Linked DNA regions of Homo sapiens: all the other regions are linked to region 1. A link is a loop called in an ENCODE intact Hi-C map of the cell type or tissue named here. Cell type or tissue: K562. All regions are shown on one strand. Region 1 overlaps ZCCHC7 (zinc finger CCHC-type containing 7). Region 2 overlaps ZCCHC7 (zinc finger CCHC-type containing 7). Region 3 overlaps ZCCHC7 (zinc finger CCHC-type containing 7).

Region 1 (8,000 bases):
TGGGCACATATCTACCAAGGAAAAATTTGTCCGCCTTCAGGAATTTCTTTCTCCCTCTTTCCTAATCAGTGCAAATCCATCAGTCACCTGAAGTCTCATCTCCTCCATGAAGCTTGTCCTGTGTGACCCTTGTAACCTGATATCCTCATCTTTAAAATTATTATTTGAATGCCTCATCCCTTTCCCTCTTACAGCGTTTTCATTATGATTTTCAGGTTCACACTCAAACTCAGACATTGCTGATGTTCTTTGAACTCCTCTCTGGCACTTAACTTGCCTATCCCACACAATTAAGCACTCTGACCAATTTTGTAGTTAGGGTGAAGTTTTCATACAAATGTGGATATATTGAAGACAAACTCTAAAAAATTGGGTACTTGCTATGCTAGGATAGTGGCCTTTAATATATTAAAGAATATTTCTCTTTTTGAGTTAGCATTTTTAATAGAAAATTAGATAATGGTTAAAACTCAAATTGGAGTACTTGATTCCTGGTGATTTAAGAGATGATACAGAGGTCCTATAAGAGACTTTAGAGCTTACTTACATATCGTAAGTGGTAGGTCAATGTAGAGTTAAGTAGCAACGGCCTTGCAACTCAAGAGCAAGACTGTTAGATAATATAGGTAGAGAATCAAGCAGGATGAAGCAGTGTATTTAGTATAGGGAATGGAATTATTTGGAGTAATGGTACTGGGAAAACATGTCTGAACAGATAATAGAGAGTGTGTGGGGTTAAGACAGACTCTAGTGGCACTGGGAGGATTGGGATAGAGCTTGGTGTTGCACAGATATTGTGCCTTAAGCTTAAGTGATGTATTGATGATTTTCATGGAGCATTTATTCTTTTTAAAGGGAAGATTTATTTGGGTGTTGTCCTGGTTAACTTCAGGAAGGCTTCTGTGTGAAATTATGCTGGAATTCGTTTTAAGGATGTAAATCCTATAAATCCACAGCTTGGGTGACAAATTGAATCTCTAACAAATAGAAGGAATTTAAGAGAAAAATCCTGTTGTCAAAGAATAGCTGATATTACAAACAGTTATTATATATACAAATTCTCTATCCAAAGGATGTCTTTGTATGTTGTTGAGATCATTGTCACTGCTTACTCTCAGGTGGGTATAGCAGAACAAGAACTCAGATTTCTTGGATTCTCTTTTTTCTTTTTTTTTTTTTTTTTGAGATGGGGTCTCACTCTATTGCCCAGGCTAGAGTGCAGTGGTGTGATCTCGGCTCACTGCAACCTCCACCACCCGGGTTCAAGCTATTCTCATGCCTCAGCCTCCCTAGTAGCTAGGATTACAGGCGTGCACCACCACACCTGGCTAATTTTTGTATTTTCAGTGAAGACGGGGTTTTACCATGTTAGCAAGGCTGGTCTTGAACTCCTGACCTCAGGAGATCCGCCCACCTCAGCCTCCCAAAGTGCTGGGATTACAGACGTAAGCCACCGCGTCCAGCCAGATTCTCATATTTTTTGTAACAGCAGATCCCTTATAAGTGCATCCCTTTGCACACCTAAATGCCTAAATCATATTGTTGATAAGTTTAATTCAGCAAATAACTGTTATTTAGCCACTAGGGACGTTGCAGAAGAAACTACAAAATAAAGTTTTTTTTGTTTATTTTCTTCTCATCTCCTTTAGATATATGAAAAATGCTGCTCATTAGCAATGTTTGTGATGTGGTCATGCAAACCAATGTGTTTTGCGTCTAATGTAGCAGTTTAATGAGTGGGAAGATGACTATCCTGGGGTGAATATGAAATGTGGCATGGAAAAGGAAACAATTGCTTGTGAATCCTGGAGAATCTGGTAAAGGGGGAACTTAAATATGTCGAGGAAGGGAAAGGCATTGTAAACCAGAAGAATAGATAGGGAGAACAGTTTGAGCAAATTGTTTTGGGAGGCATATTTAATGTAGTGAAGACTTAATGTAGTAGTGATTTAATGCGAATTAGCTGGAAGAGACACTACCTACAAAGCTCATAATTTAGTCCAAATTCTGAGGAGTAACTTATACTAGGTTGGTAATGGTACTACTGCAAGTAAATAAAATATTGCCAAAATAATTTTGAAATTAGAGTCACCACGATTTAATGACTTGATAAAAATGTTAATGGAGAGAAGAGAGATTGTAAGTTTGTGTGATTTTTTAAAATAATTCAACTACTGATAGCAATAGGGAAGTTGAAAGGAAGGGCCCAGTCCACTTTAGTTTTAGATGTGTAGAGTTTGAATTTTCTGCATTTGATTTTGGTGAAGGAATTATGAGGGTACTTCAAAAAATAAGACTAGAATGTTTGTGTCAGGCCCAGATATATAAATATATATAAATATTTGGGCATGGAAAGAAAATCCCAGGAATCAAATAATGTGCCAGTTTTATGATTTTGACACACTCAAACCTCTGCCTTTTGTTTCTCTGGGTCACTCTGTCCAGTACAACAATAGGCTTGCTATGTATTTTGGATGAACAATGAAAGAGAGTGAACTGTTCTTTAAAAAGCTGTTTATTATAGTGAAACTTTATCTGTAGATGCAGCCACTTTGCCAGATCTCTGATGGAACTAACAATAATTTTGTCTAGTTAATTTTAATAGTACGTCCTTTGTCACAGGTTGTTCAAATGAACAAATATAACATGATTTTTATGGCAGGTAAAGAAGAATATTTTAAATGGAAGGAGACCTGATGCAAAGAAAAAGGCATTATTTTTAGTGGTGCAGCGATTTTGGGACTTATTATAGTAGAACCTATTCTTTATAGAGATTATTTTGTTTGATTTTTCTATTTTGTTTTTCTTTGCTATCTAGCTTTGTTACATAGTGACCATTTTTAGCACTATAAAACTTAATGTAGTAATCAGATTTAGCAGATTATTATTTAAAGCTGAGCATTTAAAATTAACTTTTTGCCCTGTGTTCATTTTTGAATTTCCTGTTTTTATATAAATATTTGATTAAAAAGCTTTCTGTTTAATAAAATTGTGTTATGATTATTTTAATGTCGTTTGAGGACATTTAAAAAACCCTCCCAAAATATCTAGGATATTGTTTTAATCTGTAGCCTTCTCAGTAGAAATTAAAAAAATTGGGGGATACACTTTTTTGTGTGAAGGATAAAGCTCTTGTATTAATGACAACATTAGGTACTGGGTAGTATTTTAGTCATTATTAAAATTATTATTAAAAATTCTGTTATATATTGTAACGTATTAAACATTTGAGTATGTGTTGAGTTCATCATTTGAATACATAGTGCTGTTTTAAGTTATTTGTGTGTTATGAAGAAAAGGTCACTATGTTTTATTTTTATAAGGTGGAAAAAACAATCCAGAATGATAATCAAAGCCAAGGTAGAGGAACTTGTTAAACACTTTAAAATTAGACTTCCCCCCACCCCCAGCCTCTAGTGTGATACTTTGAAGGCAGCTGCTACAGATAAACTCTGGAGCCCCAGATGGTGGTTGCCTAATCCTCATGAGAATTCATGTCCTGGAAGCAGCTCTTATCTCTCCAGACCTGACATTGTCTGTGAGCTTTTGCTAAGGAGGGAATAATATAAACATGCTATGCATGAGTTTCACTTCTTGAATATGTCAAAGACACAGGAAGTTATAACAAAGTATAAAAAGAACCGAGTTCACATTTATTGAAAATGTTGTTATTTAAAGCACTTGATGCTAGCTTGTGATGATGAGTGATGGGGTGCAGTCTGGAAGGAAAGGCACAGTGAACTGTTTTTTATTTTGGAAACGAAAATGCCAGTCTCAGTGTTATGATTTCAGAGATGTAGATTTGTCATTAAGTGTGCAGTACCCAGAATAATTCAGTTATTTGATCTAATGTAAGAATGTAAAACAATCCATCCTGTAAATGAATGTCCTGGCTTTTATTTCCTATGCAGGAGTCCTCTCTGTTTCGAAAGTCAAAACAGCAATTGCACTATTCTGGATTTGATGTTTTGTTAAAAAAAAAAAGTTTCCGAAATCTGATCTGTGAGATCTGGGCCAGTGACAACTATAAGTGGTTGTCTCTTTGGCATAGCAGCCAAATATTCTGAAGTGAAATTGTGGATACTTTATCTACTTCAGGTAGTGTCTCATTTAATATATGAGCAGGGATGTTGGCACTGTCATCATGAATAATTGTTGAATCACCCATCACTTGATGTTATGACTGTCTATAAGGAAAAAGGGGAATTTCCCATCTTATAAAATGACAAAATTTGTAATTAAATGGGAAACTGTAGTGTTCCTCATAACAAAGCCTAAGCCTGTCTTTCAAATCTGATACCTCTTTCTCTAAATAACCTGTTTTCCAACCACTCTGGCCCTCTTACTTGTCCTAGAATCTGTGGTGCCCTGTTATGTTTTCATATCTTTTTTCATTTTATTTCATCATTCTGCAGAGCCCTTCCTCAAAAAAGCTTCTATTCATCCTGTGAGATGAATAGACCCAGCTAAAATATCACTTGTTCTATGGAGTCTTTCTCAGACTGAATAATTTTATTTTCTCCCAGAATGTTACAACCAGAGTAATCTTTGTAAACTACAGATTTGATCATGCCTCAATAAAAAAGTTTTAATGGTAATTAACATTTCATATCAAACTCAGTGTATCAGCCTAGTGGTCTCTGTCTTCATTTGTCCAGCCGATCACATCTTCTCTTTGTCACAGAACAACTTGCTGTTATCCCTTCCTCTGAGCCTACTTTGTGGTCACTTTTGCCCTGGAGTGCTCACCCGTCTGTCTATTTTAGTCTTCCTCATTTTTAAAGATCTAGAGTCTATGAGGAATTAAGATAATACAAAGTGGAAAGTGTTAGGTGCCAAAAGAGAAAGAATTCAGTTGGCATACTTATGTTGTCTTTGCCTCCTCTGTTCAAGTGGGAGGTCCTAATGATAGAGCTTGCTCCCTCAAACTTGTGTATATTCTGCAGTCTCTAGTACAGTATCTTAGGGAAGAGGTAGAGGAGGAGATAAATTTGAAAGATTAGTAAGAAAGAACTGAGTAAAACCTGGGTTTGGTTAGATAGGATAGGTGGTAGAGTGAAGGAAGAGGCATCAAAGACTCGTGTTCAATACCTTTTTTGCATTGAATTAATTGATGATTGACCCTTGGTGTGTTTGTCATATTTTCCTTGCTCTTTGAAATTCTTTTGCCTAATGTGTGCTAAAGTAGTCTGAAACAGACTGCTTACCACCTGTATCTTTTAGCCTTCTACCCACTGAGCTCCTTTTCTATTGCTTCCTATTTTTGACACATTTGCCACACCCTCCTCCCCACCTGTATTCTCTTTTTGGGGTTCTGTTTCCCATAGTAATTTAAATGGCCAATGAAAACATGCCCCAGATGATACTATTTTTCATCATGCTCTCCTGCCACTTTGTTTTCCTGTTTAAAAGAACAAACAGCAAAAGAAAAAGACACAAGCTGCTAGTTTGTAGCCTAGCTGGCTCTGATTTCTCTAATTCTTGTCTTTGCTGTTCTGTCATTCTTGGTTTCTACTGTTTCTTTTTCTTTTTTCTTTTCTTTCTTCTTTTTTTTTTTTTTTTTTCTTGAGACGGAGCTTCACTCTTGTTGCCCAGGCTGGAGTGCAATGGTGCGATCTCAGCTCGCTGCAACCTCCACCTCCTGGGTTCAAGCGATTCTCCTGCCTCAGCCTCCCGAGTAGCTGGGATTATAGGCATACACCACCACGCCCAGTTAATTTTTTGTAATTTTACTAGACACAGGGTTTCACTATGTTGGCCAGGCTGGTCTCGAACTCCTGACTTCAGGTGATCCACCTGCCTCGGCCTCCCAAAGTGCTGGGATTACAGGCGTGAGCCACCGTGCCCAGCCCTACTGTTTCTTTTTCTGTCTGTCTGTCTGTCTGTCTTTCTCTCTGTCTGTCTGTCTTTCTGTCTGTCTTTCTTTCTGTCTTTCTTTCTTTCTTTCTCCTTTTCTCTCTGTTGTCCAGGCTGGAGTGCAGTGGCGCGATCTCGGCTCACTGCAAGCTCCACCTCCTGGGTTCACGCCATTCTCCTGCCTCAGCCTCCCAGTAGCTGGGACTACAGGCACCCGCCACCACGCCCGGCTAATTTTTTGTATTTTTAGTAGAGACGGGGTTTCACGGTGTTGGCCAGGCTGGTCTCAAACTCCTGACTTCAGGTGATCCACCTGCCTCGGCCTCCCAAAGTGCTGGGATTACAGGCGTGAGCCACTGTGCCAGGACTGTTTCTTTTTCTTACCGCGCTCTGCTCCCATTTTTGCCTTCCCATTTGTGCGCCACCATTATTAAATGCTTTATATTCTCTCTTTTGATTGGGTTACACGTTCTTTTATTCTTCCTATTCTTAATCCTTTGTGTTTTCTCTGTTACTTTGTTTTTCTAATTTCCTCTCTCTTTGTTATCTTTTTCTGTTTTCTTCTCCATGTTCACTTCCTTTTTTTATTATCTTTCAACTCTCCTCCTTTTTTCACTCTTCACTGTGTATCATTAAAAAATAAAAACAAACCCGAAAACAAAACATAAGCTCTTGGCTGTATTCAGGCCTCATTTTGTGCTTAATTTCCATGTTTCCTGTTGCTTTAATTAGAGCTGACACCAAGTTTTCCCCTTCATTTATGACTTTTCATTGTTTTCCTCATATTCCTTACCCATAACAAATCTTAAAAAGCTATAATCCCAGCTGTTCTCCATCACCATCATGTCCAACTCCATGTGCTTTCTTTTTCCATTTTTCTTCCAGTGATTTTATGTATGTGTGTTTATTAAAGTCCTAAAATGGGGAAAGTATGGCTGATGTGCAACTGTTGAGTCCTGCAATACTGGCTTTTCTGCCTCCTAGAAGCCTTGGTGGTGAGGGTAGAAGCGGGAGCCAATTCATAAAAAGAGAGTGAAGAGTCAAATAAGAAATTTGAGGGTGTTTATAGCTGTCTGTAAATTATGCTTTGTGGAAAATAGAGTTGGAAGTGTAATTGAGGAACAGGAGTAGACCAGAAATATGAACCATTGAAAGGCTCTCTGCTTAAAGATGCTTATCTTTTCTTCCCTTCCCCTGTGACTCATACCTACTGTTCATTAGAAATGCATGTGTTTTAACTGGTCTTTTTTAAAATGAAAATGTTCTGTAATGTTAAGTCTTCATCACACTTTGTGTGACTTAATCAGATTGTGAATAGGAATTTTAATTTTGAGTGTGAGGGAAGGACAGTGGAGGGAGAGCACTAATGGGTAGAAACTCTCCTGTGTAACAGGGGCTATGGGAGACAAGGGTATCATTGCATGCTCTTGTAACTTTTGTTTTGAATTCATTGAATTTTTTAAATGAAGAAGATATTAGTGAGAGTCTAGTTTAATTTATTTATTTTATAGGTTAAAAAACGATCCAGAGAGATTTACTTGTTCAGGTCTTACAGCTTGTTAGTGATTGAAAAGGGCCAGTTCAATCCATTGTCTTTTTAATGCCATATTATTTTTGTATTACAGTGGCTTCCTAGCCATTCCTTGACTTGAAGTGAGAAGAAAAGGATCAAAGAGAAAAAGAGACAAAAAGTAATATGTATATGTGCCCTTCCACCTTCTCATTCTTTTCTTCCTTTATTGTCAGCATATTATAATATTCTGGTTTTCCATATCTGAAGAACAGATCCTGCTTGTACGGCTAAGGAGCTGTTTTATTGCAAGTATTAGAAAACAAAAATATTAGAGCTTTATTGAGGAGGAAAGTAATAATATATTTTAAAGGTTTTCTATGCTATTTTATTTGTGTTCATCAAAAACACAAGATCACTTTTTGTGTAGAAAATCTGAATGGGAAGCAAAATCTGACTGGAGAATCCAGTGGTCCAGAGTTACTTTAAGAAGTGAATATGTTTAAATAGCAGGGCCCAATGACATGCATCCTAGGGCACTTAAAGATGTGGCAGATACCATTGCAGAGGCACTAGCAAATTACCATGCACAGGATGTGAAAAGGGCAGAGTAATGGTAGGGCTTCTAAGCCAC
Region 2 (8,000 bases), 70 kb before region 1:
AAGGCCATAGGGGCTAAATTGTTAAATTCATTTTTCTACATTTCAGGGAAAGAGATAAATCCTTTGACCCAAGGAAGTCAGTTTTTATTATGGTTCTGTAGTTTATTTTTGGCATACATTCACAGGTGTGCCTATGGCTCTATTCTTAATCCCTTTCCTTTGGGATGGCTGCAAGAGTAGTACAAACTTGTAACTTTGTAATTTGGCTTTTTAATTTTTTCTGTGCTGCACTGGAATTATGTTTTGTCTTAAGTCCACACTGGATCCTCAGGATGGATCCAGTGAGGATTTTGAAAGAAGCATAATTCCTTTGACTTCTTTTAGAATTAATTTACCTATTAAATAAAAAGGAAAGGATTCATCTTTTATTCGAATTCCTCTGAGGCTAACAATTCAATATAAACTGATGAATGCTGTGAGCATTATTCAGACAATCACATTCAATTTGTGTGACAGTAACAGCATAGCCACCTGAAGGACAGTGCAACAAGGGCACAGGTATATGATACCCTTTAGAAGAAAAGCATTACAGGTGGGTTTATTTGTTTCTGGAAAACAAACAACTCCAGTAGGAATGTAGTACATTTTTGGCTCTTGTCCATTTGGTTTTTGGGATTAAGGTGGTTCTATTACCAGAACTACCACCACAACACCCTGGTATTTTTGGGCAGAAATTTGGGACACTAAGAAAACAACTATTTTTTATTTTATGTGTATAGCTGTTAGTGGAAGAAAGAATAAATAGGCATCATTATTGCTCTTTAGGCTGTCCCTGATTTTGGACACACACTTATTTTTTCAGGGCTCTCATTTTAATCAGTAGTCCATCAGTACCTAATGGAAACATCTACTGTGTAGAGTTTTGGTTGCTGATGCTAGAATTTAAGACTTTGGAGTAGTCGAAAGACAACAGAGAAATTCATCTCATAATTTTTGTATTTTAAGCACATACTAGATTTATCAGGGCTGAAGAACAAATGCCCGATGGTGTAGTTCATTTATTCATTTATGAATTCAGCAAACGTTTGTAGCTGACCCCGAAAATACCAGTTACCCTGTTTGGCTTTGGTGATTCATTGTTTAGCAGAGTGCATATAGTTCCTGCCCTCCTGGGATTTGTGATCTGCGTTTCTTGGAAATTTATATTGAATAAGTAATTATAAATGTGATGAGTGTTTTGACATGTAAAGTACTTATGGAAGCCCATAAAAGGGGCTCTTAATTTAGCCTGGTTGCAAGTGATTTTGAGCTGAGTTTAAAAGATGAAGGCTGAGGAGGATTTAATATGCTCACAGTAGAAAGTAAAGTGTTTCACTTTACACATTTATTCCCAAAGCTGGGAGTTTTGTCTCAATATTGGGTCATTATTAAGTTTGTATTTATACATTATAAATATACATTGTAAAAATATACATTTTTGTAACTAGTACAGAGTTTTTAGACAGTCTGCTCTGTTGCCCAGGGTGAAGTGCAGTGGCATGATCTCGACTCACTGCAGCCTGTGCCTCCCAGGTTCAAGCTATTCTTGTGCCTCCACCTCCTGAGTAGCTGGGATTATAGGCGCACACCACCACACCCAGCTGATTTCTTTATTTTTAGCAGATATGTAGTTTCACCATCTTGGCTAGGCTGGTCTCGAACTCCTGACTCAAGTGATCCACCCGCCTTGGCCTCCCAAAGTCCTGGGATTACAGGCGTGAGCCACTGCACTGGCCCACCCTTGTTTTATTTTTGAGTTGGGTTCTTGCTTTGTCACCCAGGCTGGAGTACAATGGTATGAGCATAGCTCACTGTAACTTTGAACTCCTGAGCTCAAGCGGTTCTCCCACCTCAACCTCCTGAGTAGTAGCTGGGACTACAGGTTTGCACTGCCATGCCTGGCTAAGTTTTTAGTTTTAATTTTTATGGAGATGGGGTCTTACTGTGTTGCCCAGGCTGTTCTCAAACTTCTAACCTCAACGTGATCCTCCTGCCTTGGCCTCCCAAAGTGTTGGGATTACAGGCATGAGCCACTGCCAGCTCAGGCATTTTTATTTATTCTTTTGGCCAATGATCAGAGGGCCGTGCGATTAATTTGTTAATTGAGAATATACATTTACACCCAAACAGTAAACAAAATTGTTTCCTGTTATAGATTTTAGTCATAATTGAAGTAATATTCCTGTATATGCTTGAAAATATGAGCTATAGAACCAGAACCAAGGAAAAGATGAAGAATGGATAGGATAGTGAGAGCTGCTTTAAGTTTTGTTTTAACATTTTGGAAAGCAAGGGTTTTGTATCCTGCGGTAGATCTCAATTTGTTTTTCGTTTACAATATACCTGTGAAATCTTACATATCATGTGCTGCATAATAGCATTTTGGTTAAAGACAGACAGTGTGACTGTGGTCCCATAGGATTTGTATACGTTTTTGCTATATCTTTTGTATGTTTAGATACCCAAATACCATTGTGTTACAGTTACTTACAGTATTTGGCACCGTTACATGCTGTATTGGTTTGTATCCTAGGAGCAATAGACCATACCATGTAGCCTAGTTGTGTAGTTGACTACACCATCTAGTTTGTGAAAATCATCCTATGAAGTTTGCACGATGAAATCACAGAACAAAGCATTTCTTAGAGTGTTGACTGTGTTTCCATCAATAACTATAACTCAATTTGTCAGTAGTAATTCTCGTTGGGGAGTGGTGGGACTTACAGGAGTGGGTCCTAACAGGACTTAGAAATCCTTGGAAAAAAAGGTATTTTAATATGTCTGAGAATAGTGATGGCCTTCATATTAGCAGTTGTCACTGACAGGTGATATTGTTACTTAAACTGGCATGATCTGAACTTTTAAAGTATATTCTGTGTACAACTTTCTCTTTTGCAGCTTCAAGGTTACTGACTTTTTATGATGTTTGGTGGCTATGAGACTATAGAAGCATACGAAGATGATCTTTATCGAGATGAGTCATCTAGTGAACTGAGTGTTGATAGTGAGGTGGAATTTCAACTCTATAGCCAAATTCATTATGCCCAAGATCTTGATGATGTCATCAGGGAGGAAGAGCATGAAGAAAAGAACTCTGGGAATTCGGAATCTTCGAGTAGTAAACCAAATCAGAAGAAGCTAATCGTCCTTTCAGATAGTGAGGTCATCCAGCTGTCAGATGGGTCAGAGGTCATCACTTTGTCTGATGAAGACAGTATTTATAGATGTAAAGGAAAGAATGTTAGAGTTCAAGCACAAGAAAATGCCCATGGTCTTTCTTCTTCTCTTCAATCTAATGAGCTGGTTGATAAGAAATGCAAGAGTGATATTGAGAAGCCTAAATCTGAAGAGAGATCAGGTGTAATCCGAGAGGTCATGATTATAGAGGTCAGTTCAAGTGAAGAGGAAGAGAGCACCATTTCAGAAGGTGATAATGTGGAAAGCTGGATGCTACTGGGATGTGAAGTAGATGATAAAGATGATGATATCCTTCTCAACCTTGTGGGATGTGAAAACTCTGTTACTGAAGGTTAGTATCATATTGGCCATTTTGAAAGTAGTATCATCTTTCATAAGGAGGACTGCTTTTCCTAGAGAAAAGACCAATAGGGTCTACTCCGTTTAATTCCTCACTTTTTGGTCTTGTTTTTTGGTTTGTTTCTCATGCGACTCTCTTACCAGTGGCTACTCTAATGGTGGTTTGTCTGAACGTCAGAAAGAGTATGTCAGAATACCAAAGACACTCTGCTTCTGCTGTAAGCAGATTCATAGCTGCTTCTTCCTGTTTGGCTAGAGCCAGTTCTGGACCTGAAATCTTACTTCCCCCCTCTCTCTCTGCTTGGTACCACAGGTGAGTACTCCATCCACCTCTGGCATTAGCCCTGTGCACTCATTCAGCCAACTCTGTTGGGACTGTCTCTTCCTATGGGATTTGCTTACCCAGGAGTTAGATGGCAAGCATAGGGAATGTCTGGCACACAGAATATATGGAATTAGTGTTAGGATTAGGATTTTAGGTACTCCACAGTCAGAAAGACAGGAAAATATGAAGAGCTGTAAGTCTAGGGCAGGTTATAGGGGAGAATGCAAATTTTGATAGCTACATCATCAAGGATTAAAATTTTGGTGTTAGTTATGTCTCTGTGACATGTAGTCATCTAGTCTTAATGCTTATGCCTTCAAGAAGTTCCTTTTCATTTCCCTCCCTTTATGCCTAATGCTCAGTCTCTTGCACTAGTTTCCTAAGTAGTCTTCTTTTATATCTACCCTGTACACTGTTGTTAAAACTGGTATTGAAATGCTCTTTTACTCATAGTACTTTATTGCTGCTCCAAAATTTTTAATGGCAGCCTGCTTCCCTAGAAATGATGACATTGAATGTAGATTGTGCTTGGAGCCCCTGGGATTGGCAAATGTTTTTTTAAGAAGCCAGATAGAAAATATTTTAGGATTCCAAGCCATGTGATATCTTAACTACTCAACTTGGCCCTTGTGGGAAAGCAGCCTTAAATAATACCTATAGAAATGGGGGTGGCTGTTCTCAGTAAAGCCCTACTTACAAAAACAGGTGGCCGGCTCAGGCTGTAGTTTGCAAACCCTGAGAACTTGACAGCAAAACGAAAAGAGAGAATAGTAGTTAGGACAGAACAGAATCGCGTAAAGTTTTTTCCATATAGGTGAGCTCTGATAATGTTTGTAGGTAGAAAGAAAGAAACTTGTGAAGGAGAGACTAAACCTGTTTGATGGATTGGGTTGGGGGCCAGGTTAGAGATAGGATCAGGTGTATGTGTTGTTGAATTATTCCTAAAAAGGAAGAGAGACACTAGTAATTGCTAAATCATCAAATATTTGTAGAGGTAGAGGAGAAAGAATAAATTCAGATGGATTGAGGCAGATGAGAGAACATATGGGGATGTGTTTGATTTTCTTAGGAAAATGAAAGCAGAAGTGGGAGAGGGCGGGGGATAATTGGAAGCTTAGAATGTGGAAGGGATGTTTAAGTGCTGTGGGGAATACTTTGAGGCAGTGGTTACCAGTATTTTGAAGATGACAACCTGTGTAACTTTGAAACAATTTGTGGACCACCCATGGTTGTAGTTATGATTTTAGTATTCAATTGAGAAAATGCATATTAGAAAGAAGCTACTACTCTTACATGACTTTGTGTTTTATTAATCACAACATTGATATGTGAGAAATAGTGTTTATAATGCGTTGCTCTAGGTACCCATTAAGGTAACTAATTCTGCAGTTTCCCAGGAGGCTGAAGGCTCTTAAGTTGGAAATCATTGCACTTGAGTGAATCAACAGTAAGAGAATAAAGGATTGTTTAGAAGTAGTATTCAGTCAAAATTAAAATGATGTGAACTTGTAGTGAACTCACTTTGAAGGATTCCATAACTTTATCCAGTAATACTTGTCAGCTTGGAGCAAGATGACAGAAACAAAATGATCTTGGGTTAGGCGTAACACTATAGAAGGCCAAAATAAGCATTTAGCTTATTCTTTCTCTAAATTACCTTTTCCTGAGATCACACCTAGTTTCATTAATCACTTCTGTATTTATGGTCATCAAATTGTCATCTCCTTAACCATTTTGTTGATTTCAAATTCTCTGTGTACATCTACAGAATATTTCCATTTGGGTATCTTACTGTCTCACATTTGACATACTGAAAAGAAAGCTTGATAACTTGAAAAAAAAGCTTATTATCTTTCCTTTGAAACAACTCCCTGCTGCTTTCTGTTTGCACTAGAGAATCTACAGACATGCTAAAGTTGATGGCACAATGTGGATAGGTTGGGAAAAACATGAATTAGGTGCTGGATTTAGTGAAGAAATCGAACTGTGCCATATTTGGCAAATGATGGTGATGAGAAAGTAGAGAGAACCTTGGATTTGTTTTCTGTTTTAGCCAAATAGAATTAAATTCTGAATTTTTGGAAATTAATTTACTTGACTCTTATAAACTCTTACAAATACTCAAATATATATTCTCCATTTTATTTCCTTGATCCACTAATGCTGTAATCCTATTTCCAATTAATAAACAACATATTTAGTACTGATGCCCATTTAAGTGTGTTGTTACTCTGTAATCACTATCCCTCTCATAAAACTATCTGGGGATAGATTGGTTCATATAATCTTTAGAGAGAAGATTTTTCTCATTTCTGTAAAAGTGTAGAGAAAATCTCAAGTACTTTAGAAATGCCTATTGTTAAACAGTATCCATAATTATTTTGTGTTCTGTTTCCTTGACCTCACTCAAGAAAAAAACAAAATATCTCCCAGAATTATGGCATACTGAAAACTGCAGTATGACATAAAAGAAAAGACTACAGGCTCCTTGAGGTTGGGTCTTTTCCATACTCATAAACCTGCTTATAATAATATTTAGAGTAATTTCTTGGCACATACATTACCTGCTTTCTCATCAATTGCTAAATCATCAAACATTTATTGAGCATCTCCTCTATGTAGGGTATAAGTAATGCTGAGGTAGTACTCGTGACTTACAGTGGTAAAAGACTTAAGTTTTAGGCCGAGAGCAGTGGCTCACGCCTGTAATCCCAACACTTTGAGAGGCCGAGGCGGGTGGATCACCTGAGGTCAGGAGTTCGAGACCAGCCTGGCCAACATGGCGAAACCCCATCTCTACTAAAAATAAATAAATTAGCTGGGAGTGGTGGCAGGCACCTGTAATCCCAGCTACTTGGGAGGCTAAGGCAGGAGAATTGCTTGACCCAGGAGGTGGAGGTTGCAGTGAGCTGAGATTGCACCATTGCACTCCAGCCTGGGTGATGGAGTGAGACTGTCTCAAAAAAAAAAAAAAAAAGATAAGTTTTAGCCTTGAATGACATAGTGTTTCACTAAAGAGACAGAATATAGGAAGCTAAGTAATTTACGGAATTCTCTCCTTTTTTTTTTTTTTTTTTTTTTTTTTTTTTATAGCAGTGGGGTCTTACCCTATAAATAGAGCAAGGCTAGTTTGGAACTCCTGGGCTTGTGTGGTCCTCCCGCCTTAGCCTTCAGAGTAGCTGGGAGTGCAGGTGTGAACACAGCTTTGAAATCTCAATTTTTTTTTTTTTTTTTTGAGACAGAGTCTCGCTCTGTCGCCCAGGCTGGAGTGCAATGGCATGATCTCGGCTCACTGCAAGCTGCGCCTCCCGGGTTCACGCCATTCTCCTGCCTCAGCCTCCCAAGTAGCTGGGACTACAGGCACCTGCCACCACGCCTGGCTAATTTTTTGTATTTTTTTTTAGTAGAGACGGGGTTTCGCAGTGTTAGCCAGGATGGTCGCGATCTCCTGACCTCGTGATCCGCCTGCCTCGGCCTCCCAAAGTGCTGGGATTACAGGCGTGAGCCACTGCGTCTGGCCAGAAATCTCTTAACCATGGGAGTTAAGTCTCAAAATTCTGGTGATACAAGTGGTTGAAACTTAAAACTTTGTTTAAAAAATAGGATTAGTGAATTTGAGATAATTCATAAGTCTGTGAAAGACAATAAATACATACATATTTTACATTTACTATTACTAAATTTGTAGTAAATTTGAGTACAGCACTACCTCTTTATCTGTGAAAACTTCAGACTCTCCCCTATTACTTTAATTTCAGTGAGACATTATTATATTAAAAAAATGGCCAGGCCTGGTGGCTCACGCCTGTAATCCCAGCACTTTGGGAGGCCGAGGCAGGTGGATCACGAGGTCGGGAGATCGAGACCAGCCTGGCTAACACGGTGAAACCCCGTCTCTACTAAAAATACAAAAAATTAGCCGGGTGTGGTGGCGGACGCCTGTAGTCCCAGCTACTCAGGAGGCTGAGGCAGGAGAATGGTGTGAACCTGGGAGGCAGAGTTTGCAGTGAGCCGAGATAGCGCCACTGCACTCCAGCCTGGGTGATAGAGCGAGACTCTGTCAAAAAAAAAAAGAAAAAAAAAATACAGGCCGGGCATGGTGGCTCACACCTGTAATCCCAGCACTTTGGGAGGCTGAGGTGGGTGGATCACTTGAGGT
Region 3 (8,000 bases), 49 kb after region 1:
ATTAATGCTATGTAATACCAAGTACTTATATCAGAAATTTGTACTCTATGTAGATAGTGCTTTTGAACTTCTTTCTGATAGTACATATTCCTGTATTAATACAATAAAGCCAAGCTGACAGGATGACATAGTGAAGCTCTTATTAAAAATGTGTTCTAATTGTTGCTGAGATACTATTGGAAATCTAGAGCTTGCTGCCTCAAGTTATTTTAAATTGTGTATTTTATATTTACATTTTACATTTACATATTTTATCTATTAAGAATTGCTTTTAAATTAAAAGCTTTACATACGCTTAAACAAAAGTATGAAAGTATATTTGAACTTCAGGAAGCAATTCTTTGTATCAGCACCCTGAATGGTTTTGTATTAAGGAAAGCCAGATTCAGTGACAAGTTTGACCCTCACATCTGGAATTGCCATTAGAGAAAAGCAATCATCTGAGTCATATGTGTATACTTACCTATGACATAAGAAGCACATTTATTTTTCTTCTTTTTTTAAAAGCATATTTCTTTCATTTTAGAAAACCAAAATGCCCAGATTATTATGATTAACATTTAAGTTTTTTGGCTAAAACATAGTTAAGAATTATGGCAGGAAATACAGAATTATTTCTGAGCAAAGTTTATGACATCCAAATTAATACAGCTTTTAAAGGAATCGATGGATAAGCCATTTGAAATTTATATATATTTGTTTTATGTTGATGTCATAGATCTACCGTGTAAAATTTAAACATTATGAAAACAGATTTTAAATATTTAGTAAAGCCTTCTCTGGAAAATGCTAAACCTTTGTTTTAAAATTATATCTGTAGATATCTGGTCACTAATACTGTGAAATTATTTCAGCATTGAGTATTGCCGGCTACAAGTGCTTTGGAAACTCTTTAGCTGTTCATTTTTGGCAAAATCTTACTTTTTGAAAAGACCTTATTTTAGAGGAGATATCAATATTGCTTTCTCAGTTTTTCAAACTACCATTTTGTAATTTATTAGTAAATTGTAAGTGCCACAGAAACCACTGTGCAGTATTCAAGGTCCTTGCATTCAGGGTTAAAACTGAGTTTATATACACACATACTAAACTCTTACAAAGCCAGGGAACAACTATTCAAACTGCACTGTGGACTATGCTAGAGGAGTTAGCATGCTTTCTTTGCAGACATGGTTGATTTGAATACAACAACAAAAAATTGTCCAGACTGCCAACTGAAACCCTTGAAAACACTTTTCAATCTGTAGATACAACTGTATCAGCAAAATGTTGATCAAAGTTCAAGTGGAAACATTAACTAGTCTAGCTAGCCTTCTGGTGTTTTCATTGGTTAATTCACAAAGAGCATCGCACAGTGGATTTTTACGTAGTAGTAACAATTTGCTGTAAAATTGTATGGTCTGAGGATATGACCGTAGAGTTTGTCTTCTGTGTCTCCAAACTTACTATCCTGTACATCTTGACTCATTTTATTCATTTTTCACTTCATTAAACAATAAGGATTTACCTTAAATTAAGCATTTTTTTGGTATGTTTATTGTCTCCTAGTGGTCCTTTGTAATGCCATATGGTTGCTGCCCAGCTCGACTTACAAACTTACTCTTTTTGCTTCTCATACTAGCCATTTTGCAAGCCTGAGCTGCTTTGTGGTACAGGTCAAGTACTTATGGAGTAAAGTTAAGTGAATTTTTATTGTGCAGGAATGTCTTCGTTTAAAGAAAAAAAAAAAAAGAAAGAAAGAAGAAAAAGACTGCCCCAGCCCTTGTTTTTTAAATAGAAACATTTTTTATTTTAGAGCAACTTGGATTTCCTACTGAATATACCATAGTATAGTGAGGGTTATATTTTGTTTTAGGCAGAATGGTTTTTAAAATAGCCCAATTAATTACATAAATGGAAGTTAATTTATTTTATAAAACAGTTTATTTTAAAATAGCTTATCCATATGAGTTATTTAAAAGGGAACTAACTCTTAATGTTTTTAAATATGATTTGATTTATAATAAACTTCCTGGAAGTGAGGGAGGCCTTTAATCTTCATGTATTAAGAGAGGGTGAATAATAATGAATTATTTTTGCCAAGACAGTTTTTTCCTGTTAAAACCCAAGTAATCCTGCCATTTTCACATTTTTCCTTTTGTTCTAAAAAGAAGTGGTAAATGTTTTGCACTGTTTGTTGGCTATGGCTGTGTCATGAGGGTTCTACCATGATTGATCAGTGAGGGCCACTGTGTATTTTTCATATATATTCACTGTGGAATAGAATCCAGTGTTGAATTTTTTTTTAAGTCAGTAGTGAAGAATGGTGGAGAGCATTTGTTCCATTGAATAATTTATAATAGCTAATTTCCCCATAAGAAGCCTACCAAAACATGATAGATATATCTCACTTGGAAGAAAAGTTGTCTGTAAAGTGAATCAAATCCTATTTTAATATATCATATGAGTATATAAACCCCTTTTTCTCACTGATTTTATGGGATCAAAGTGGAAATTATTCTTGTAGAAAATGACTTGGTTTTTAAGACAAATCAAATTTTTAGAAAAGACTGATTTTCAAATACAGTAATATGTATGTCAGATTCTGAGTGCAAAGTAGATAAATATTTTAGATAGATAAAATTTTATATTTGGCATAAATTGAGTAACTTTAAAGATAAACTTTATTTTTTATTTTTATGTTTTGAACACAGTTATAGTCAGTAGTTTCAGATTTTCATCCTCTCCTTGAAATGTTTCAATAGAAAGGATATGTAACTCTTCTTTAATGTTCAATATTCTAGTACTTTAAAGAAGAAGCTATTTTTAAAAATTAAAAGACTGAAATAAAAGAAAGGAATTTCCATTTAAACAGTTGAAATTGTGATTTTAAAATATACTAGCAAATTATTAGATAAGCAAATAATTTCTTAGAAGCCATATAACAGTAAACTAAATTCAATCCAACAAACTATTGTTGAGCACCTACCTGTGCAGAGTGGACAATGTTAAGCAGTAGAAATGTGTTATTGCCTAAGAGTAACTAGTTCGTAGCCTAAGAGAGAGTCAGACACATAAATGGATACTTACAATACAAAGTGTAAGTACCTTGATAGATGAAAATATAGGACATCATGGGGACGTCTAGGACTCTGAATTCACTTTTGGGAAATCAGGTAAGACTTCTTTACTCCAAGACTTCTTTCCTCCAGAAGTCTTATCTGATTTCCCAAAACTGAATTAGGACCTGAAGAATAATTAAAATAAGCTAAACAGAGGAAGGCCTGGAAGAGAGAGAGTGTTGTTGCAGGTTCAGAGAATAGCAGGTATATAGCCCTATTGCTATTGCTTAAGAGATTTATGTATAATTTGGTGTGGCTGGACCATAGGTTTTAAAGGTAATGGAGAATAGTGAGACATTAGTCTGGATTGGTAAAGTGAGACCAGATTATGAAGGGATTTATAAGAACGATCAGAAAAATCAAGAATATCTCAAAGATATTTTTAGTAAGATAGTGACAGGATCATATTTACAATTTACAAGTCAGTTTGGCAGAAGGCAAAGAATAGCAGGGGTTGGGCAGATGATGGCAAGATCAAACTTAAAGAGACTGATTCCTTTCTAAAATAGATGAGAGGTCATGGTACTGTTCTTCTGGATAGTGAATACTAGAGGAGAATCAAGTTTGAAAGTGGACAAATAATAGTTTGTTTTTAACATTTGATTTGAGGTGCTTGTGGATGATCTAATTTGAGGTGTCCAGAAAGGAACTGGATATATGAATATAGAGCCAAGCTCAAGAGAGAATGAAGCTAGATATATAGATTAGGAAGGTAATCAGCATGAGAATGTTAACTGAACCCACAGGAGTCCACAAGGGTCTTCAGGGCTCTCCATCTTTAGCATCAGCGTATGATAATGATTTTGTTACCTAATTCATTATGTTTCAAATGTGAATGCATTGTGAAATATTTAATGTACTATACCAGTATAGGATATTATAAACTATAATGAAGAGTGCATTTACTAAACACATTGCTATAAAACTGGTGTAGTAAACTCTGGGCCAGTGTGGACCATCATTTGGGGCAGGAAAAAGAATCATGTATTTTTTCCCCTTTTCTAAATTGACATATTAAAAGTTGTACGTATTTAACATGTACAACATGATGTTTTGAAATATGTGCAGTTGGCTCTCGGTATCTACAGATTCAACTAACCATGGGTGGAAAATATATTTGCAAGTCAACTTTTTGTATCGATGGGTTCTACAGGACTGATTGCAGGAGCATCCATAGATTTTGGTAGCTGAGGCATCTTGGAACCTTGGAACCTCTGGATACTGTGGGACGACTGTATATATTGTGAAATGGCTAAATTGAGATGATTACCATATGTATTACCTCACATACCTGTTTTTTGTGATGAGAACACTTAAAACCTACTCTCTTAGCAATTTTTAAGAATACAGTGTATCGTTAACTGTACTCACCATGTTGTACAACAGATATCTTTAACTTATTCTTCCTATCTAACTGAAATTTTGTTATCTTTGACAGATACCTCCCCAACCCCCTCTCCACCAAACTCCTGGTAACCACCATTTTATTCTCTACTTCTGTGAGTTCAAATTTTTTAGATAACGTATATAAGTGGACATAAATGTACTTTGTGGATTTTTATATTCTGTCACTTAGCCTTTCACACCTCACTTCACAGCTTTGTGAAGGAGAGGTAGGTATTTTTATTGCTGTTTCCAGTTTAAAAATGTAGTGATATCAAGTAACTTTCCTGAAGTCTCTTGTTGCTCACTGTTGAGTGACAAAATAAAACTTTGAAGAGGGACCTGGGTAGAGAGAGAAATGAGCAAAAAACCATTTCAATGAGAGATCAGTGACCTTACTGCATTTAAGTGTTCTTAGACAGGAATTACACCATTTTTCAAATGTATTGTTTATTTAAAACTTGAATACCCCATCTGTAACTCTGTTCTAGGTGATGTGGTATCAGTACCAGAATGTTGTACTGTTTCTGAAAATTATTTTCAGTATAGCAGTTAAGGACATTAAGGCTTCAAAGCCATTGGTCCAGTTTTGATAAGAAATGAAGTTGGAAGTTGGGTGTAGTGGCTCACACCTTTAATTTCAGCACTTTGGGAAGGGCCAAGGTAGGAGAATTGCATTAGCCCAGGAGTTTGAAACCAGCCTGGGCAACACAGGGAGACCCCATCTCTAGAAAAATAAAAAATAAAAACAATTAGCTGGGCATGGTGGCATGTGCCTATAGTCCCAACTAAGTAGTTCTCTGCTAAGCCCGGGAAGTCAAGGCTGCAGTGAGCCATGATTGCACCACTGTGTTCTAGCCTGGAAGACAAAGTGAGACCCTGTCTCAAAAAAAGTAAAAGTAAAAATAATAATAATAATAATAATAAAGCTGGAAATCAAGGATATATTTTCATCATCTCTTCACTTGACACCAAGACAAGTCACAAACCTGAAGAGTATTGCCTATTTATTCCTATTTATTAGAAAACAAAAAAAAAGTTGTTTTTCAACTCTTTTATCTAGGTATGAATGTGTTAAAAATTATTTTTAGTGTTTTATATATAAGCCAGCATAAATGATAGTAGAATACATTTGTATAATGCTTTAATATTTACATACTTTGACATATTTTCTCATACAACCCTTACAGTTCTCAGAGGAGGTAGTCAGAACAGGTATTAACCTAATTTTATTTTTGAACAAACAGGTTCAGAAGGTAAAGTCAGTTTGTTTCAGAGCTAGAACTTTTCCTATTATACCACCCTGCTTCTAGATGTGCAATCTGTTTAAGAATTAAAGTAATTTAAAATGGTAAATTAAAATGATGTTATTGCAGTTATTTTAATTTCCTGCCTGGAGCGTTTCAGTAGTAGTGGTTCCTGTATTATCTGGGAAGTTAAACCAAATGTTCTTTTATACTCTTTTAGACTCTACAACTTCAGTTAATCCAGATTTCCTACCCAATAACATTGTTTGGGAGCCAGGGATCTCTGGTTGCCCAACCCTTCTAAGTACTTAGAAGCTCTTAGAAAGAATGTTCAGTGAAAGGCAGTGAAAAGGCCTGTTTTGGATACCTACTGCCTATAGCTGAAACCTGTTAGGTGCCTTCATGTGAATCCCTGAAGACACCATGATGAAATTGATAAGCATGTCATAATTCAAGTAAAAACTTATTATGAGTGCTAGATGATAGCCATATACTGAATACTTTCCTGATTTTACTGCTTTTGCCATTGCTCATCTATCTGTAGCTGGAATGCTTTGTCTCATATCAGACTGCCAGAACTAAATTCCACCAGCCTTCAAAGCCAGCCCAACTGATAACTATTTTTGTAAAGCTTTCCCTACTTACTCTAACAAGTAATGATGTAAAATTCTTAGAACAATCTGTCATAGTCTCAATGCAGATGTCACATGTAACTTTGTTATTAATATTTTAGTTACTTGTGGATATCTCATATCTTCTTTGGTTTCTTTGTTATAGAACATTGTCTTCCCATAAACTTGAATATTGTCCCTTTCCCTTAGAAAAGGGAAATGTGGGAGAGGTGGGGAGATGGTTACATCAACCCAATTTTTGCTTCTTAAAATGGGCTTTTGTTGATGTGAGTCTATGGTCCCATTTATTGTTGTGACAATATCTTGGTAGTGGGAATTACTGGGTATGTTGGAGAACCTCAGAAGGGAGAATGGTCATGTTCTCCAGTGCCGTATCTGAATATCTGAATCCTGCTCTGGAACACAGTTCTTATTCTCAACACTTGATCCTATTCTCTTTATCAAACATAGTTTTTACCTCGTTCTCTGTAAGAGCCAATTCCCAGCCCCATAAAGCCAGGAAATCCAGCAATAAAGAATTGTTCCCAGCAGCATGTTTTGTACTTATATTTTCTTCTTCTTCCTTTTTTTTTTTTTTTTTTTTATTTGTTGTTGTTTAGACAGCGTCTTGCCCTGTCGCCACGCTGGAGTCCACTGCAACCTCCGCATCCTGGGTTCAAGCAATTCTCCTGCCTCAGCCTCCCAAGTAGCTGGGACTACGGGTGCGTGCCACCACACCCAGCTAATTTTTGTATCTTTAGTAGAGATGGGGTTCACCATGTTGGCCAGGGTGGTCTCAATCTGTTGACCTCTTGATCTGCCCTCCTCGGCCTCCCAAAATGCTGGGATTACAGGCATGAGCCACCGCGCCCAGCCAGTACATAGATTTTCTAAAGTGTTCAACACTCTTATCAATTCAGATTCCACCATAATTTATATGATCAATCAAGCACTGCTTTGTTTCTCTGTAGGTCTCCTGGAATACAACATAGTCAGAGATGTGTAGAGTATGGTCCTTCTGGGTTTGCCAAATTTTGTGCTGAAGGAAAATGATGGCTCCACCGCTCTTCCTGCCTAACTCGTAGAAAGGCAGCATGGTATTGTGATAGAAACATGAGCTTTGAAGATAAGCAGTCAGATTCTGATTCCTGTTCTTCTAATAGTCCAGCCTTGTAAAGATCACTTATCCTCATAGTTAGCAAGACTTCCTCATTTAAAAAATTCTTTCCTCATAGGGTTGTTGTGAAGACTAAGTGAATTAAGTTCTGTGAAAAAATCTAGCACAGTGTTTAGCACATGAATAGTTTTCTCCATATATGTGGCCTCTCTCCTGGGATGATCACCTTGTCCCAGTTTGTCCAGGGTTTCCCTAGTTTTATCACAGAAAGTCTCATGTGTACTAGGAATCAATCTCTCTCTTTCTCTCTCTTTTTTTTTTTTTTTTTTGAGATGGAGTTTTTGCTCTGTTGTCCAGATTGGAGAGCAGTGGTGCAATCTCAGCGCACTGCAACCTCCGCCTCCTGGATTCAAGCAATTTTCCTGCCTCAGCCTCCCAAGTAGCTGGGATTACAGATGCCTGCCACCACACCCAGCTAATTTTTGTATTTTTAGTAGAGGCGAGGTTTCACCATGTTGTCCAGACTGATCTCGAACTCTTG

What was found. Peaks named below come from ENCODE experiments on the same cell type or tissue, not always from the same donor. Only the 100,000 strongest peaks of a DNase experiment are listed, where the experiment ranks them.
Region 2: it touches region 1 in a loop (2.2-fold over the local background); 7 of 110 quality-filtered maps call a loop at or near these places.
Region 3: it touches region 1 in a loop (2.3-fold over the local background); 5 of 110 quality-filtered maps call a loop at or near these places.

What each region holds. Positions count from the first base shown.
Region 1 is chr9:37,193,782-37,201,781 of GRCh38, forward strand. The region is part of intron 2 of ZCCHC7 (zinc finger CCHC-type containing 7); the gene reads left to right. Among named protein-coding and RNA genes, the nearest start is that of ZCCHC7, 77 kb to the left of the region's middle. In K562, no CTCF peak of the experiment used is centred here; DNase peaks (open chromatin) are centred at 3,470, 4,743 and 7,040; H3K4me3 peaks cover 165 bases.
Region 2 is chr9:37,123,435-37,131,434 of GRCh38, forward strand. It overlaps ZCCHC7 (zinc finger CCHC-type containing 7), which reads left to right. Exons shown (of 9, transcript NM_032226.3): 2 at 2,878-3,508. The coding sequence starts at 2,899. Among named protein-coding and RNA genes, the nearest start is that of ZCCHC7, 6.9 kb to the left of the region's middle. In K562, no CTCF peak of the experiment used is centred here; no DNase peak of the experiment used is centred here.
Region 3 is chr9:37,242,531-37,250,530 of GRCh38, forward strand. The region is part of intron 2 of ZCCHC7 (zinc finger CCHC-type containing 7); the gene reads left to right. Among named protein-coding and RNA genes, the nearest start is that of ZCCHC7, 130 kb to the left of the region's middle. In K562, no CTCF peak of the experiment used is centred here; no DNase peak of the experiment used is centred here.